Regions from separate parts of the Homo sapiens genome. Here region 1 is linked to region 2. Evidence: read pairs that join two places in POLR2A ChIA-PET (ENCODE). Cell type or tissue: OCI-LY7. All regions are shown on one strand.

Region 1 (8,000 bases), 84 kb before region 2:
AGTTCTCCTGCCTCAGCCTCCCGAGTAGCTGGGATTATAGGCACCTGCCACCACGCCCAGCTAATTTTATTTTTTTTATTTTTTATGTTTTTGTATTTTTAGTAGAGATGGGGTTTCACCATGTTGGCCAGGCTGGTCTCAAACTCCTGACTTCATGTGATCCACCCACCTTGGCCTCCCAAAGTGCTGGGATTACAGGTGTAAGCCTCCACACCTGGCCTTTGTTTCTTTTTTTTACATAGCTCCAGAAAACTAGAAACCCACTGTGAATTCTGACCGTGATCACTTTAACTCTTTTTTTCTTTTTTGAGATGGAGTCTCGCTCTGTCGCCCAGGTTGGAGTGCAGTGGCGTGATCTCGGCTCACTGCAAGCTCCACCTCCCAGGTTCCTGCCATTCTCCTGCCTCAGCCTCCCAAGTAGCTGGGACTACAGGTGCCCATCACCACACCTGGCTAATTTTTTTCTATTTTTAGTAGAGATGGGTTTTCACCATGTTAGCCAGGATGGTCTCGATCTCCTGACCTCGTGATCCAGCCACCTCGGCCTCCCAAAGTGCTGGGATTACAGGCGTAAGCCACCATGCCTGGCCGATCACTTTAACTCCTACTGGGCCATGTGAAATTCTGAAGTTTGAACATTAGAAACACCAGTTTAGAAGAAGTTTAACAAGGAAGTGGGCAGGGGACCACCTCTCCAAGGTATAAGGTCAGAGGTACCCAGAAATGCCTCTCCTATTCGTGCCCCATCAAAGGACAGTTCTTGGGGGGTTGTGAGACAATGTGTGAATTCCCATGGTACCATTCTTGTGGGCCTAAGCATTTGAGACTGTCAACAAAATGGGAAGAGCTTCAGGGAAGAGTGACAGGCAAGGCTGCGATCAAACATTCACTCAAGGGGATGGGACACTGAACCGTCACACCTCCATGAGCCAGAAGGCCAGTGAGAGCCTAAGCTACCTGCTGGGCGGTGTCCACGGAGGGGGGAAAAGATACAATGTATAAAGATACAATGTAACTGATGATACAATGTAACTCTCACCACGAATTTGGATAAGGCAACTAGTCAGAACCACTTAGCAAGATAGCTTCTTTGGCAAAAAGGAATCAAGAGTTTGGTAGACATGGTTCAAGGGTAGCGATTTGGGTCAGGGCTCCCCAAACTTGAGCATGCATGTGCACGAATCACCTAGGGCAGTGCATGAAAGTTGGATTCTAATCAGTGGGCCTGGGGTGAGGCCTGGGAGTCTGCATTTCTAACCAGCGCCCCAGAAATGCCAGGCCTGCCGGCCCAAGGACCACACTTGGGGTATCGAGGGTCTCCAAAGTCTGCATCTGATTACCTATTTTACTAACAGTAAAACTGATACTTATCTCCAAGATTAAATACTTCATGTACATCAATGCAGAATGTCTCCTTTGTCTCCAGTCTAATGGTTTCTAAATCTTCCGTTCTCGTTCCATCAAGTTCTGTAACGAATACACCCTCAGTGGCCACAGCCTGGGGAGTCGGTTCTAAAGAGCAACAACAAGTCTTGGAGTTAGTTTAACACACGGCAGGCAGATGGACGAGCCTACGGTGAAGATGGGCTCCCAAGGGCCGGGCTCGGTGGCTCATGCCTGTAATCCCAACACTTTGGGGGGCCAAGGTGGGCGGATCACAAGGTCAGAAGTTTGAGTCCAGCCTGGCCAACACAGTGAAACCCCCGTGTCTATTAAAAATGCAAAAATTAGCCAGGTGTGGTGGCGGGCACCTGTAGTCTCAGCTACTTGGGAGGCTGAGGCAGGAGAATAGCTTGAACCTGGGAGAGGGAGGTTGCAATGAGCCGAGATTGTGCCACTGCACTCCAGCCTGGGTGATAGAGCGAGACTTCATCTCAAAAAAAAAAAAAAAAGACAAAAACCCTCCTCAGGGCCCAAAGGCCAGCCTCCATGACAAACACGGCAGCTCACCACAGGCTTCTGTCTGCTGGAAAAAGAACGGAACGGCTGCCCTTTTCTGTAATCTGGAGGCGAATCCCATGAGATGAAGAGCACCGGCCAGGAGTCAAAGCAGCAGCCGCAGGAATCTTGGAAATGGCAGCCGACTGCAGGGTGACAAGGGATGCCAGCAGGGGCGACTCGCTCAGAGACGGAGGGGCAGGCTTCACAGCCCACCGCCAGCCTGTCCCTCAGCCAGGCACACGCCCCTCCTGCTGCACCAGGGTCAGAGCTTGTGCAGTTTCATAACTGTGAGATCGCCTGAGGAATGTGGAATCGCGAGGAGCCCCTTCCTCATCCAGGCCCCTACTTTTCCTTTTTATTTACTTATTTTTATTTTGTTGATACAGGGTCTCACTCTGTCACCCCGGCTGGAGTGCAGTGGTGCAATCTCAGCTCACTGCAGCCTCGACCTCCCATCCCCTTCCCCTCCCACCTCAGCCTCCCAAGTAGCTGGGACTACAAGTGGTCACCACTATGCCCAGCTAATTTATTGTTTTTTGTAGAGGCTTGGGGGTTGCGGGGAAGGGGGCTTCTCACTATGTTGGCCAGGCTGGTCTCGAACTCCCGGCCTCAAGCAATCTGCCTGCCTCGGCCTCCCACAGTGCTGGGATTACATGTGTGAGCCACCTCGCAAGGCCTGCCCCTACTTTTCCCCCGGGCTGTATCCTTGGGTCCTGTGCTCTGATCCCTCCATTGCTCTCGGGGCTTCGTTTATGTCAGAGATGAATGGCCTACCTTTCACCAGTAAAAAGTTACCGTTCAGCCATGTCAAATACATACTGGATTTTGATGACTTAATTTTTGAAAAAAGTAAAATAGCTCACTGATAATTTTTATATTGATTCCATGTTAACATGATTATATTTTTTATATATTGCGTTAAATTAAACATGTCATTAATAGTTTTACTGTTTTTTTACTTTTTACTTTTTAATTAATTTATTAATCAATTTATTTTTTGAGGGAGGGTCTCACTCTGTCACCCAGGCTGGAGTGCAGTGGCACAATCTTGGCTCACTGCAGCCTCAACCTCTGGGGCTCAAGCAATCCTCTTGCCTCAGCCTCCTGAGTAGCTGGGACTACAGGGGCACACCACAATTCCCAGCTAATTTTTGTAGTTTTGGTAGGGATGAGGTCTCTGTATTTCTGAGGCTGGTCTGAAACTCCTGGCCTCAATCAGTCCTTCTGCCTTGGCCTCCCAAAGTTCCTTTTGCTTTTTTAAATAGAGCTATTAGAGAATCTAGTAGTGGCTCCTGTTCCATTTCTGTTGGGCAGCCCTGTTCTAGAAAACAAGATAACTAGTGTCCATTATCTTCTAGAAACAGCAATACAGAAGAAGTGAAACTCAGGCCCCAGGTCCCACAGAGACGTGAGTCGAAGGCTGGGGCTCCCTGAGAGGTGTGTGTGTCTGTGTGTGTTTCTCCGCTCACATTACCTTCCCTGGCAGCTCCCAGGGGCGGTGGTGGTGGGGCCTCAGCTGGGAGGGTCCCCTCTGGCTCTCGATCTCCATCCTCTCCTTTAACCTTCACAGGCGGTGACAGTAGCAGGGTCTCAGCTGGGAGGGTCCCCTCTGGCTCTTGATCTCCATCCTCTCCTTTAACCTCCACAGGTGGCGGGGGTGGTGGGGCCTCAGCTGGGAGGGTCCCCTCTGGCTCTCCATCTCCGTCCTCTCCTTTAACCTCCACAGGTGACGACAGTAGCAGGGTCTCAGCTGGGAGGGTCCCCTCTGGCTCTGGACCTCCATCCTCTCTTTTAGCCTCCACAGGCGGCTCCTCTCCACTTGGCTTTTCCGGGCAGAGCTCGTCCTTGGCCTCAAAGCTTTCCTTAACAAATAGCTCCATCTTCTGCCTTGTTTCTCTGTCCCCGGGAGGCTCCTCCTTGCCTTCCGCACTGGCGGGCACATTCTCACCATCATCTGAAGATGTCATCTCCCCTAATGGCAGAAAATGCAAAGGTGAATGTGGGAGTGTCCTGGGAGGACAAGGGTGTTTGTGGGTACATCAAGGGCTCACAGCAAACTTCTGAGACCAGGGAAAAGGTCAGGAACACAGTTAAAAAAGTGTCCTCAAGGGGCTGGGCGCGGTGGCTCGTGCCTGTAATCCCAGCACTTTGGGAGGCCGAGGAGGGTGGATCACTTGAGGCCAGGAGTTCAAAACCAGGCTGGCCAACATGACGAAACCCCATCTCCACTAAAAATACAAAAAATTACTCGGATGTGGTGGCACGTGCCTGTAGCCCCAGCTACTCAAGAGGCTGAGGCAGGAGAATCGCTTGAACCTGGGAGGTGGAGGCTGCAGTGAGCCAAGATCGCGCCACTGCACTCCAGCCTGGGAGACAGAGCGAGACTCTGTCTCCAAAAAAAATTATAAATAAATAAGGAACATAGTTTAAAAAGTGTCCTCGAGGCGCTGGGCATGGTAGCTCATGCTTGTAATCCCAGCATTTTGGGAGGCCCAGGCAGGTGGATCATTTGACATCAGGAGTTCAAAACCAGCCTGACAAACATGGTGAAACCTCATCTCTAGTGAAAAAAAAATACAAAAAAATAATAATAGCTGGGCGGGGTGGCACATGCCTATAATCCCAGCTACTAGAGAGACTGAGGCAGGAGAAGCGCTTGAACCCAGGAGACAGAGGTTGCAGTGAGTCACCGCATTGTAGTCTGGGTGATGAAGTGAGACTCTCTAAAAAAAAAAAAAAAAAAAAAAAAAAAAGTATCCTTGAGGGATGTTCATTAGTGTTGTTTATAATGGATAATAATGGGAGCCAAATGCCTACGGAAGGCACTGCCAAGCACAGCCCTTTAATGGAACAGGTCACAGCTATCAAGAAAATAGAATGCAGGCAGTTCTTAGGAGATGCACGCTGAAGCACTGGGGGTTTAAGGGCTGTGACGTTTGCCTTTATCTTCAAATGGTTCAGGGGAAAAGCAAAGTGTGTGTGTGTGTGTGTGTGTGTGTGTGTATGTGGCAAATGTGTAGCAAATTATGAAAAACCACAGAATCTATTAATAAATGCAGACATACAGCTATCCGTTTTACTATTCTTTCAGCTTTTCTGAAAATTTTTAACATTTCAAAACAAAAAGTTAGGAAAAGACAATATATGCAGTAAGAAAATGTCTATTGTATGGAAAATAGTTATAGTATGCTAATTCAAAAGACTAGACAGGAAGCAACATATTTCTGCCATTTTTATATAAAAATGTATGTGTGGCCAGGTGCAGTGGCTCACGTCTGTAATCCCAGCACTTTGGGAGGCCGAGGCGGGAGGACTGCTTGAGGCCAGGAGTTCGAGACCAGCTTGGCCAACATAGCAAGGCCCTGTCTCTAAAAAATAAAAATAAAAATATTAGTCAAAGGTGTTCACACCTTAATGTCAGAATATGAATACGTTACCTTACACGGACAAAGGAACTGTGCAGATGTGATTAGGATCTAGAACCCTGAGATCAGGAAATTGTCCTGGGTTATCCAGGCAGGTTCAAAAGAATCACAAGAGCCCTCAGAATAGGGAGGCAGGAGCGTCAGAGTCAGAATGAGGCTGGAAGATGCCACACTGCTGGCATGGAAGTTGGAAGAAGGGGCCACGAGCCAGGGAACGCAGGCGGCCTCTAGGAGGTGAGAAAGGCAAGGAAGCGGGTTCTCCCCTGGGGCCCCCAGAAGGTACACAACCCTGAGACACCTCGATTTTAGCTCAGTGAAACCCATTTTGGGCTTCTGACCCACAGAACTGCAATAGGGTAAAACAGATTTGTGGGGTTTTTTTTTTTTTGAGATGGAGTTTCGCTCTTGTCGCCCAGGCTGGAGTGCGATGGTGCGATCTCGGCTCGCTGCAACCTCTGCCTCCCAGGTTCAAGCAATTCTCCTGCCTCAGCCTCCCAAGTAGCTGGGATTATAGGCTTGTGCCACCACGCCCAGCTAATTTTTTCTATTTTTAGTAGAGACGGGGTTTCTCCATGTTGTTCAGGCTGGTCTCCAACTCCTTACCTCAGGTGATCCACCCGCCTCAGCCTCCCAAAGTGCTGGGATTACAGGCATGAGCCACCACACCCGGCCAGATTTGTATTCTTTTAAGCCACTAATTTTGTGGTAATTTGTTGTGGCAGCTGTGAAATTACAAGATACATAGATCTCTGAAACAGAGCTCCTAAAACCCCTGTACATAGGGGTGCTAGGAGGCTCTTTTGTTCTAATATTTGGTCTTCAACCCCAGTTTCCTGACACAGAGCTCCTAAGACCTGCATCCAGAGTGACAGGCACATCTTTTGTTCGAATGGGGCGGCTCTTGGGGGTGGGGTGGCTTCTGGAGCACAGAGACCAAGCCATGATAAGAGGCTTGGAGCTTTCAGCTGGGGCTTCAGAGAGGGCAGAGGGGCTGGAAATGGAGCTAATCATCCATCATGCCCACGTGCTGGAGCTTCTGGAAAACCCCCTAAACTGTGGGGTTCAGAGAGCTTCCAAGTTGCTGAACACTGGAGTTACCTGGAGCGGGGTGTGGCCAGAGAGGGTATGAAGCTCCGCCCCTTCCCACAGACCCTTCCCTAAGCTCCACTTCATCTTGCTGTTCATCTGCATCCCTTATTTTATCCTTTATTAATATAATAACCCAGAAAATATAAGTGTTCTCTGGAGTTCTGTGAGCCATCATAGCAAATTATCAAACCCAAAGAGAGGGTCATGGGAACCCTAATTTTATAGCCATTCTGTTAGAAGTACAGGCGACACCCTGAGACTCGCGGTTGGCATTGGAAGTGGAGAGTCATCTTGCGAGACCATTGCCCATCACTTGTGCGGTTAGTGTCAGGATGGAAATGAATTGCAGGACAGCCGGCTGGTGTCAGAGAATTGGTGGGTGTGGGGACACCCTGCACATTGCGTGACCACAAGTGTGCTGAGTGTTGAGAGTGTGGGAGAAGAAAACAACCTATTTGAGTTTTCCTACTTTCAGCAGCCGCAGAAAACTAATACATCATTTATTTTGAAAAACTGTTCCAATCAGTAAAAGTGGTTTGAAACAGCTCATCACTGTTTGAGGTTCTCACTGGTGCTGGCAGGTAGGTGAGGCCAACTGCAGATGGATCTGCAGGTTGTGAGGAAATGGTTTTAAAAAAATCCCTGGCCAGGTGCAGCAGCTCATGCCTATAATCCCAGCACTTTGGGAAGCCAAGGTGGGTGGAGCACTTGAGCCCAGGAGTTTGAGACCAGCGTGGGCAACATAGTAAGACCCCATCTCTACAGAAATTCTTTTTTTTAATTAGCTAAGCATGGTGGTGCACACCTGTAGTCCCAGCCACTTAGGAAGCTGAGGTGAGAGGATCACTTGAGGCAGAGGTTGCAGTGAGCCAAGATTGTGCCACTGCACTCTAGCCTGGGCAACAGAGTAAGATCCTGTCCCAACCAAAAAAAAAAAAAAAAAAAAGAAAAAAAGAAAATCCAAGGCTGGGCACAGTGGCTCACGCCTGTAATCCCAGCACTTTGGGAAGCCAAGGCAGGCAGATCACTTGAAGCCAGGAGTTCGAGACGAGCCTGGACAACATGGCGAAATCCCATCTCTACTAAAAATACAAAAACTAGCCAGGCATGGTGGTACGTGCCCATAATCCCAGCTCTGGGGAGGCTGAGGCACGAGAATTGCTTGAACCCGGGAGACAGAAGTTGCAGTGAGCCAAGATCACACTGCTGCACTCCAACTTTGCAACCTCAGTGACAGAGCAAGACTCTGTCTAAAAAAAAAAAAAAAAAAAAAAAAAAATTCCCAAGATTAAAGACTGGGTTTGAGAGCTTAGACTTGCCTAATCTCAAAGGAACTCTGGGGCTGTTGTCTTCGGCCGAGCGCATACCTCTCTCTTGACTCTCTCTCTGTCTTTTCCTCTCCTCTGCCCGCTGCTTGATCATGGCCAAGGCTTCAATGCTGTCTGTGATCTTCTTCCGCTCCCTGCTCTCCCACTGCTGTCTCTCCTCCTTTTCAGCTGCGTACCCTCCCCTAGCCCAGGCCTCCGCACAAGCTCTGTTTAAAAA
Region 2 (8,000 bases):
TGAACATACCCTCGCTATAGCTCTGCCATGACAAACACCAGTTATTAAGTCATCTCGTCAGGTGTTCTTGTCTCCCTTTTAAATGTTCCTCCCATTTCTGATGTCCCCACTCAAGGCTGGCACTCATCGGTTCAGAGTCACCAGGTGTCAGTGTTTCCTAGCCTGTTTTCCAATCTTGAGTCTTTTCCCACCCCAGCTCTTCCAGCATGGACATGGGTGAAACTAGGTGTGGAAGCAGACAGGTCCGACCTGCCACTTACGGCTGAGGCACCGTCACTTCTCTGAGCCTCAGCTCCCTCACCTGTGATGGGAGTAGAGAGCAGCCTGCAGAGTACCTATGAGACTGAAATCAGACAGCAGGGGGAGAGCACCATGAATGCTGATGATGCTCTTTGAATGGAAGCTGCTCTTTTTCTTTTTTGTGCGTATTTCTACTGTTCAAACATATATTGTAGCAGTTTTCTAATCAAGAATCTGCAGCAGTTTATTATTGCCTAATAGATGAAATCCACATTTTTCTTTTGTTTTTCAAGGTCTTCAGTATTCTAGGCTGAATTGCAAACTTTTTCTGTAAAGGGTCAGATAATAAATATTTTAGGCGTTATTGTGTGAAAGCAGCTGCGGGTGATATATGTGTAAATGAACATGACTGTGTTCCAGGAACGCTGTATTTGCAAAAACAGGTGTGGGCCTGGTTTGGCCCATGGGCCGTAGTTGGCCAACTCCAGCCACAATCTCAGTTCACCTTGATCTTCCACTTCCCCATGTACACCTTCCTGGAATGAGTGTCCTCCTTCTGTTTCTCTCAGGTCTTCCGCACCCCATCCCTCTGCCCATCCTCCTGGCCATACCTGTCTGGATTCCCAGCTCTTTCGCATGCTGTTCGGACTGTTTTGTCACACGCTGGCTGCCGTTCTGAAACCCTGTGGCTTTTGTGGGTGGTTGCACTCCGTAGCTTCTTACCAGAGTTGTGAGTTTATGGTGTGTTGAAGGAGCAGAGCCTTGCCAGGAAGGCCCCATCTCCACCTTGTGTGTACGCTCATGCTGCCTCACACAGACCTGGCCACCTGCTGGCTGTTGAAGTGACAGAACGTGGCATGTGATCACGGCAGCCCAGCTTGTGGTGGGTGTGGTTTTTTCTGCTTGGGCATCTGGTGGGACTGCTTCCAGGGCTGGTCTGAGGACAGTAACATGCATACGTCAGCCCCTCTGGGAATGAGGCACACATCCTCCGGTCCCCTTTGCTGTGGTCTCTTTGTCTGGGTCCTGTGCCCTTGGTGCTCCTAGACTCTGTGGTGCCAGCAAGCCTGCAGCCTCACGTCCCTCCTTTTCAATACCAGCAATGATTTCTTGATGCGTTCCCTTATTTTTTAAGGGTTTAAAGTACACTAAGCATTATAGGGCTTAGCAGGTAGAGGAGGGTGGGAAGGTGGTATTTTTTTGGTCAACTTCAGTGGGAGTTTCTGTCAGTGACTTCTGTACCAGCCTCTGCTCCTTGAGTTCCTGGGAATGTGTAAACATCTAGCATCAGTCATCAGAAAATCATTATTCGTTCCTCTGAATGACCAGCTGGTAGGATATTGGTGGCCAGTGGGCTGAGGAGGCAGTACCACTTTTTCTCGGTGTGTTGGGAATTGTCAGTTAAAAACACACTCTAGAAGGAGAACTTCATGCTGCTATTATCTCTTAAGCCACTTGGAATCAGTTGTATGTAGTTGTTGATTTGTCAAAGAGTTCATTTTTTTTGGTAGTGGAGCCATAATAAAGCTTAGCAATGCAGTTTTATAACTGAGTGTCTCATATTTTCAAATGGTTCATCTTTATCTTGACTTTACGGTTTACACATTTTTGCCATTATTTATTTCACTATAATTTCTTTGCAGATCTAGTGCACTTAAGGTATTGGAGAGACTCTAAGGAGCTCAAGATTACAGAGTAATGATAGTCCTTCTACAGTTCCCTATGAGGAGGGTAGAACACCACCACAGGTCAATCGAAAACTTACCACTTCCTGACCTTGGCAGATGTAAATGTGTGGTTATGGTTTCTTCCAGGAGAAGTGTGTGATTTAGCTGGGGAGTTAAGATGAATGTGCTGGGAACAATTTGAAAGTGATGTGAGAATGTGTCGTTAGGTGATAAATTGTGATTGTGTTAAGTGTTGTGAGGTTCAAGGCAAGTACAGATGCTTAAGGCTTGGATTGCTGGAGGGAAAACGTGAGCCTTGAGCCCCAGTGTGCCAAGTTGACAGGGAGGAGAAGAAAGGAGGGGCGTTGCAGGTGAGAGGGCGTAATGTGAGCACAGCATGAACGTGGCAGGATCATGCGTTTCACAGGACAGCCGTGAGGAGCTGCACACGTCTTCCCACAGAAGCAGCTCATACAGTGTTAGATTGTTCTGGGAGTATTCGCCCTGGTTTGAATCATCCATTTTAAATTATTTCTCTTGTTTTTTTCTTTTTCTTTTCTTTTTTTTTTTTTTTGGTCTCAATATAGCACTCTGAATAACCCTGCTGATCAAATGGATGTGATTGGAGTAGGCGGCATTGACTTTGAAGATAACATCGCCCGCTTTTCTTCAAGGGGAATGACTACCTGGGTACGCTCTTCTTTGCTAAATAATTGTATTTAGCTGGACAAACTACTGTGGCTAGTGGCACCGGTTGTTGACGAGCCTTGGGGTGTATTTGTAAGTGCACAGACACCCTCACATTCACATGGGAATAGCCGGGGCTGTGAGTGCCTGCCCAGCCGTGAGGACGAGAGATCTGGGCCCCGTCAGCATCTGCCACTTCACTCTGGCAAGTCCACAGCTGCTGTGATGAGCACCGGCTGATTCTAAGCGGTGTTTCCCAGTTTAACTTATTAATTGATTTCTGAGGAACTCACCTTTAGGTGAATTGGGTTCCTGCCCGTTTACCCTATCTAGTAGTGGTAAGCAGTCCTCCTCAGTGGTAGGTGAGATGATATTTTTTGGGGGAGGGGAGCCTTAAGAAGTTGGAGAAACCATTGAGAACAGCTTAATATCAACTCTGCTAACACAGAAACAATTGTATTTAGCTGGACAAATTCAAAATAACTGCTACAGTTAATAATTCAGCTGTTTGGGGTTTAATTATGCAGCACATTCACCCACCTTTACCTGTCAAAGTTTGATGAAAAATTAGACGCTCGTGCAGAACAGCAGTTGGGCACCTTTGCCCTCGCTGTGGCCGAGGGGAGCATCTGCCCTTCTCATTCTTCAGGGTCAGAGCATCTCTTGGTGTTTAACGTCACATGCCACACTCGGAGGCCTCAGATAAGTCCCTGGAAAGATTCCCAACTGCCTGGGAACACTGTGGGCCTCGTCCACACTGTAGCCACTTTACAGGATAGCCTTCTGCCTGAGCCTTTGTCCTGTGACAGCGTCAGCCCCCAGCGTCCCCGCCACTCAGCCCCACCAGGGGTCCCCGCCTCCCACACTCACGTGCCTCTTCCTGGAGCTGACCTGTTGGCTGGGGACCATTCTCTCATGTGACAGTCTGTGCAGGGCAGGCTGCGTGTCCTCCCATCCACGCTCCCTCAGCATGTTCCTTGTGCTGCCGGATAATGGGAAACTGCATCCACCACTTTGTCCCCAGCTCCCTGTGTAAATGCTCTCACCGAACTGTGGTGAGATGTCATCCACTTTGTCCCCAGCTCCCCGTGTAAACGCTTTCACCAAACCGTGATGAGATGTCACGTCCATGGCCTTCATCACCAGCCAGCTTTTTAATGGCATTTGAGAAATGTCCTTCCATCATCACAGCTGCAGTGGAGGATGCCTTTACTCGGTATCCCAGTATGTGCATCCATGGTCCTTGGGTTTGATGGTCAGAAAAGGGCTTCCCTTCAAATTGGGCTCCTGTTTTCTGACAGAATATGAGATCCTATTCTAATTTTCGTTTTGCCCCAATTCTTAAGAAGCTTAAGCAAGTACTTATTAAAACGTTATCCCAAGTTAGTCGTGTGGTTATCTTGTTCCTTCTCAGTGGTTTCTTATTTCCTCTTTTACAACCGTTTGAAACATCCACTCATACCGTGTACTTTTTTCCTTGTAAAGAAACATGTTTGGGTTTTTTTACATTTTAATTTTCTAATTTTTCTAACATATTTCTAATTTTAACTTATCTAGAGATAAAGCAGTTTCCAGTTTCTGGTCTTGGTGATAAGCCAGTGTCCACTTTCCAGTCTGGCATGTCAGCAAAATTAAAATACTTATCTTTTAATTGCTTTATGCCTTTGCCATTGTTCTGGTTGTTATAAAATATATTTTTAAAAATTTACTTTCTACATTATCGTTTAAGCTTATTTTCTGTATTGTAGTGAATTTCTTTGTTTTTTTCTCTTTTTTTTTGGGGGGGGGGCGGGTGCGGGGCTGAGGGGGACAGGATCTCACTGTGTTGCCCAGGCTGGAGTGCAGTGGCACAATCACGGCTCCCTGCAGCCTTGACCTCCCGGGCTCAGGTGATCCTCCTGAGTAGCCGGGACTACAGGCTTGTGCCACTACATCTGGCTAATTTTTGTATTTTTTGTGGAGATGGGGGTCTTACTGTGTAGCCCAGGCTAGTCTGGAACTCCTGGGCTCAAGCAGTCCACCTGCCTCGGCCTCCCAGAGTGTTGGGATTACAGGTGTGAGCCTTGCGCCTGGCCTGGAGTGAATTTCAGACTAAAACCAGTACCTTCCTAAGGTTATACAGTTTTTAACTAACCCATATCTCTGTTCTGATTTGATTCACTCATGATTGCATGCGGCTGTATGCCAATGTGCGAGATGTAGCAACCAAGCTGCTTTTATTCATAGGAGCTACCAGGAGGCTACGGTCGCATGAAACCTGACATTGTCACCTATGGTGCTGGCGTGCGGGGTTCTGGCGTGAAAGGGGGGTGCCGGGCCCTCTCAGGGACCAGTGTTGCTTCTCCAGTGGTTGCAGGTGCTGTCACCTTGTTAGTGAGGTGAGTGCTGCCCCCTAGAGACCAGTAGCTCCCACGTCAGGACAGGAGCACTCGGTGCCAGCAGAGCAGGAGTCGTGTCTTGCTTCTGCCCTGTCTTGGGTTTGAGAGCTTAGGCCCTTCACAGCCTTGCTCTGTCTCTCCTTCTTCATCTCTGCAAAGAGGTAGGAGTCACTTCTTTTATAGTTAGATGAAGTGAATGTGAACACACTTTATAAGCCTAAGTAAACAAAGTGCTGATAGGCAAAATAACCTGTTTCTTTATGTTTGTGTTCTGTTTTCTAATATCCCATTTATGTGCTAGAACTGTGATTTTTATATCCAAGCAAGCATAAATATCAGGCAGGGAACAAATAGTAAGATATTTCCCTGCCATATATCCTCCATTTCCTTGGGGATTCACTTTAAAAAAGAAAAACAAAAAACAAATCCTACTGCGTATATGTAAGATATACAACATGATGTTATGGAATACATATAGATAGTAAAAAGGAGGTTACTCTAGTGAAACGAATGAACACATCCATCTTCTCACAGTGTTACCCATTTGTTGTTTTTGTGAAGGGGACTCACCTTTTAATGTTCTCTATAGCAAAGGATGTCAGAGCCACCAGGGACTGACAGTCACCACTCTGCTTTGTCTCACTGAATCTCATGCAGTTGGAATGGAGCTTAGTGACTGGCCCTTAATCTTGCAGATAATGAAACTGGAAGAAAGTTCTCAAGGAGGCCGGGTGCGGTGGCTCACACCTGTAATCCCAGCATTTTGGGAGGCTGAGGCAGCAGGTCACCTGAGGTCAGGAGTTCAAGACCAGCCTGATCAACATGGTGAAACCCTGTCTCTACTAAAAATTACAAGTTAGCCAGGTGTGGTGGTGGGCGGCTGTAATCCCAGCTACTCAGGAGATTGAGGCAGGAAAATTGCTTGAACCCGGGAGGAGGAGGCTGCAGTGAACTGAGATCGTGCCACTGCACTCCAGCCTGGGTGACAGAGCAACACTCTGTCTCAATCAGCCAATCAATCAATAAAGTTCTCCAAGCGAGTAGACCAGAGTTGATGTTCACATGTTCTCACTTTCATCGGTGGCCCGTGTTTCTTTACTCTCAGTTGTAAAAGGATGTCTTTGGGGCTGGCATTTATCTTGTTACTGTATTTTCCCCAAAAATAAATTGTACTTCTTCTATCTAGATGAAGTTTTAGTTGAGTGTTGTGATAACACACAAAACTCTGCGTATTTGGAAGTTATTCTATGCTAATTTAAAAATTAATTAATATAGGCAAATAGTATTAAATGTCTTTATATTTTAAGTTCTCTTTAAGTAAATTGAATATTGATTTCAGCTTCTGATGCCAGATATTATTTTGTTAGTAATCCTTAATAAAGCTAGATACTTGGCTGGTTGTGGTAGCTCACACCTGTAATCCCAGCACTTTGGGAGGCCAAGGCAGGAGGATTGTTTGAGGCTAGTAGTTTGAGAGCAGCTGGGGCAACATAGTGAGACCTCATCTCTACCAAAAAAAAAAAAGGGGTAGATATCCATCTCTTTCCTCCTTTCTCTGTTCTTCCCTTACAGTTTGCAGCCAAATTCTTGAGAATGTTGACATTGGCCAGACTGGCCTTTGGAGAATAACCATGTGCTTGCTGGAAACACTGTCTTCTCTTGCCGTTGTTTTCCTCTCTCCAGTGTTATATCAAGTGAGGAACAGAGTGGAGGGAAGGTGGATAGTGGGCTACCTGGCCTGTTTGCACACTTGTATTTGCCAGGTGGAGAGAATTCAGTTAGGGCTGCAGCTTCTAATGTTGTTGATTCTGGAAACAGAAAATACTGGTTCATTTCTCCTAAACGCCATGATTGTTAGCAGGAAGTGAGGGCTCTGCCTTCACTGTTGAGCCCGTCAGCTCTCTGCTGTTGAGTAAGCGGGCAGCCGAGGGGTTGTTCCTTTTCCCAGCAGCTTCTTTAAGTACAGATATTTTCAGCAACAAGGAAGCCTTTCAGTCTCCTCATCTCCCTGCAGCAGATGAAACTGCCGTTGTGATCTCTGTGTGTGACAGTCGCTCATAATGGAAGCCGAGCAGCAGTGGCGGGCCTCCCGAGCTCCAGCCTGATGATGCTGTGAAAGGCAGTGGAACGCAACCCTTGAGTTCACTTTATAGGCAGGAAGAGGAGGAAGATTGTTGACCCATAGCTTTGAGCACTTCTTTTCTTCTGTCATTAAGAATCTACTTTATCTCCTCTACTTATGTCAGATTTCCCATTTAGAAAACCTGCCTAGACTCCAACACCAAACATCATCACATACGAATATTTAGGAACTTAGGAGAGTTAAGTTTTCCTTTTTTGTGTACTGATATTCCCACCTCAATTTTAGGAATTAAAATTCACTTGTATTTATAATACATAAATACACAAAAATGGATGTTGTAACGCTAGTATCACCAGGCTAAGTTCCTAGCCAGGTCACACTGTGTGTTAAAGCTTGTTCAGATGCATTCTCATGGTGAAACTGAAGGTGGCCTTAGGTCTATGTCGTTCTGAAAGGCATCATCCATCAGGGTGGCTCATCCCAGACAAGCCTCCCAATCTGGAAACAAAAAGGCAAGGATTGGCTTTGGAGGCGGCGGTCCTCACTCAGACCTGTGCCTCCTGCTAGTCCTGTGTCGTGGCCCCTCCCCAGGATCTGAATGTGCTCCTCCTTCTCCCAGCCAGGCGGTGTCCCATGGCATCTTCTTCCTGTGACCAGCAGGCTTCCTCTCCCCAGAGGAGTCAGTACCTCCTATACATTCATGCCTTCTGCAGCCTATGTGGTTGTTTAGTTGAATTATCACAAAAATATGTGTTACTGATGCATTTAGCATAAGTGGGTCCCGTAGAAGGTTGCGGAGTGGTCAGTCCTGGATTGGGTACAGAGATGAGTGTGCACTCATTCTCTCATGCAGGCTGTGCCAGACAAGCACCTGTTGGATACTAAACAAGACTGCAGGCCTCTTGTGTGCACGTTTGTAGGTTAGGTTTTAGTGGTCCAATTTCC

What was found. ChIA-PET counts read pairs that join two places held together with the same protein. Peaks named below come from ENCODE experiments on the same cell type or tissue, not always from the same donor. Only the 100,000 strongest peaks of a DNase experiment are listed, where the experiment ranks them.
Region 1: POLR2A ChIA-PET joins it to region 2 with 12 read pairs; 5 of 35 experiments call an interaction of 5 or more read pairs at or near these places.

What each region holds. Positions count from the first base shown.
Region 1 is chr16:84,165,772-84,173,771 of GRCh38, reverse strand. DNAAF1 (dynein axonemal assembly factor 1) reads right to left here. Exons shown (of 12, transcript NM_178452.6): 7 at 7,823-7,989; 8 at 3,416-3,913; 9 at 1,397-1,512. Among named protein-coding and RNA genes, the nearest start is that of TAF1C, 17 kb to the left of the region's middle. In OCI-LY7, no CTCF peak of the experiment used is centred here; no DNase peak of the experiment used is centred here.
Region 2 is chr16:84,081,955-84,089,954 of GRCh38, reverse strand. MBTPS1 (membrane bound transcription factor peptidase, site 1) reads left to right here. Exons shown (of 23, transcript NM_003791.4): 9 at 2,495-2,597; 10 at 4,821-4,972. Among named protein-coding and RNA genes, the nearest start is that of MBTPS1, 31 kb to the left of the region's middle. RefSeq lists a silencer at 4,975-5,024. In OCI-LY7, CTCF peaks have their summits at 1,076 (motif pointing left), 3,371, 4,773, 4,980 (motif pointing left) and 1 weaker place; DNase peaks (open chromatin) are centred at 1,064, 3,974 and 4,984; H3K4me3 peaks cover 1,253 bases; H3K27ac peaks cover 4,958 bases.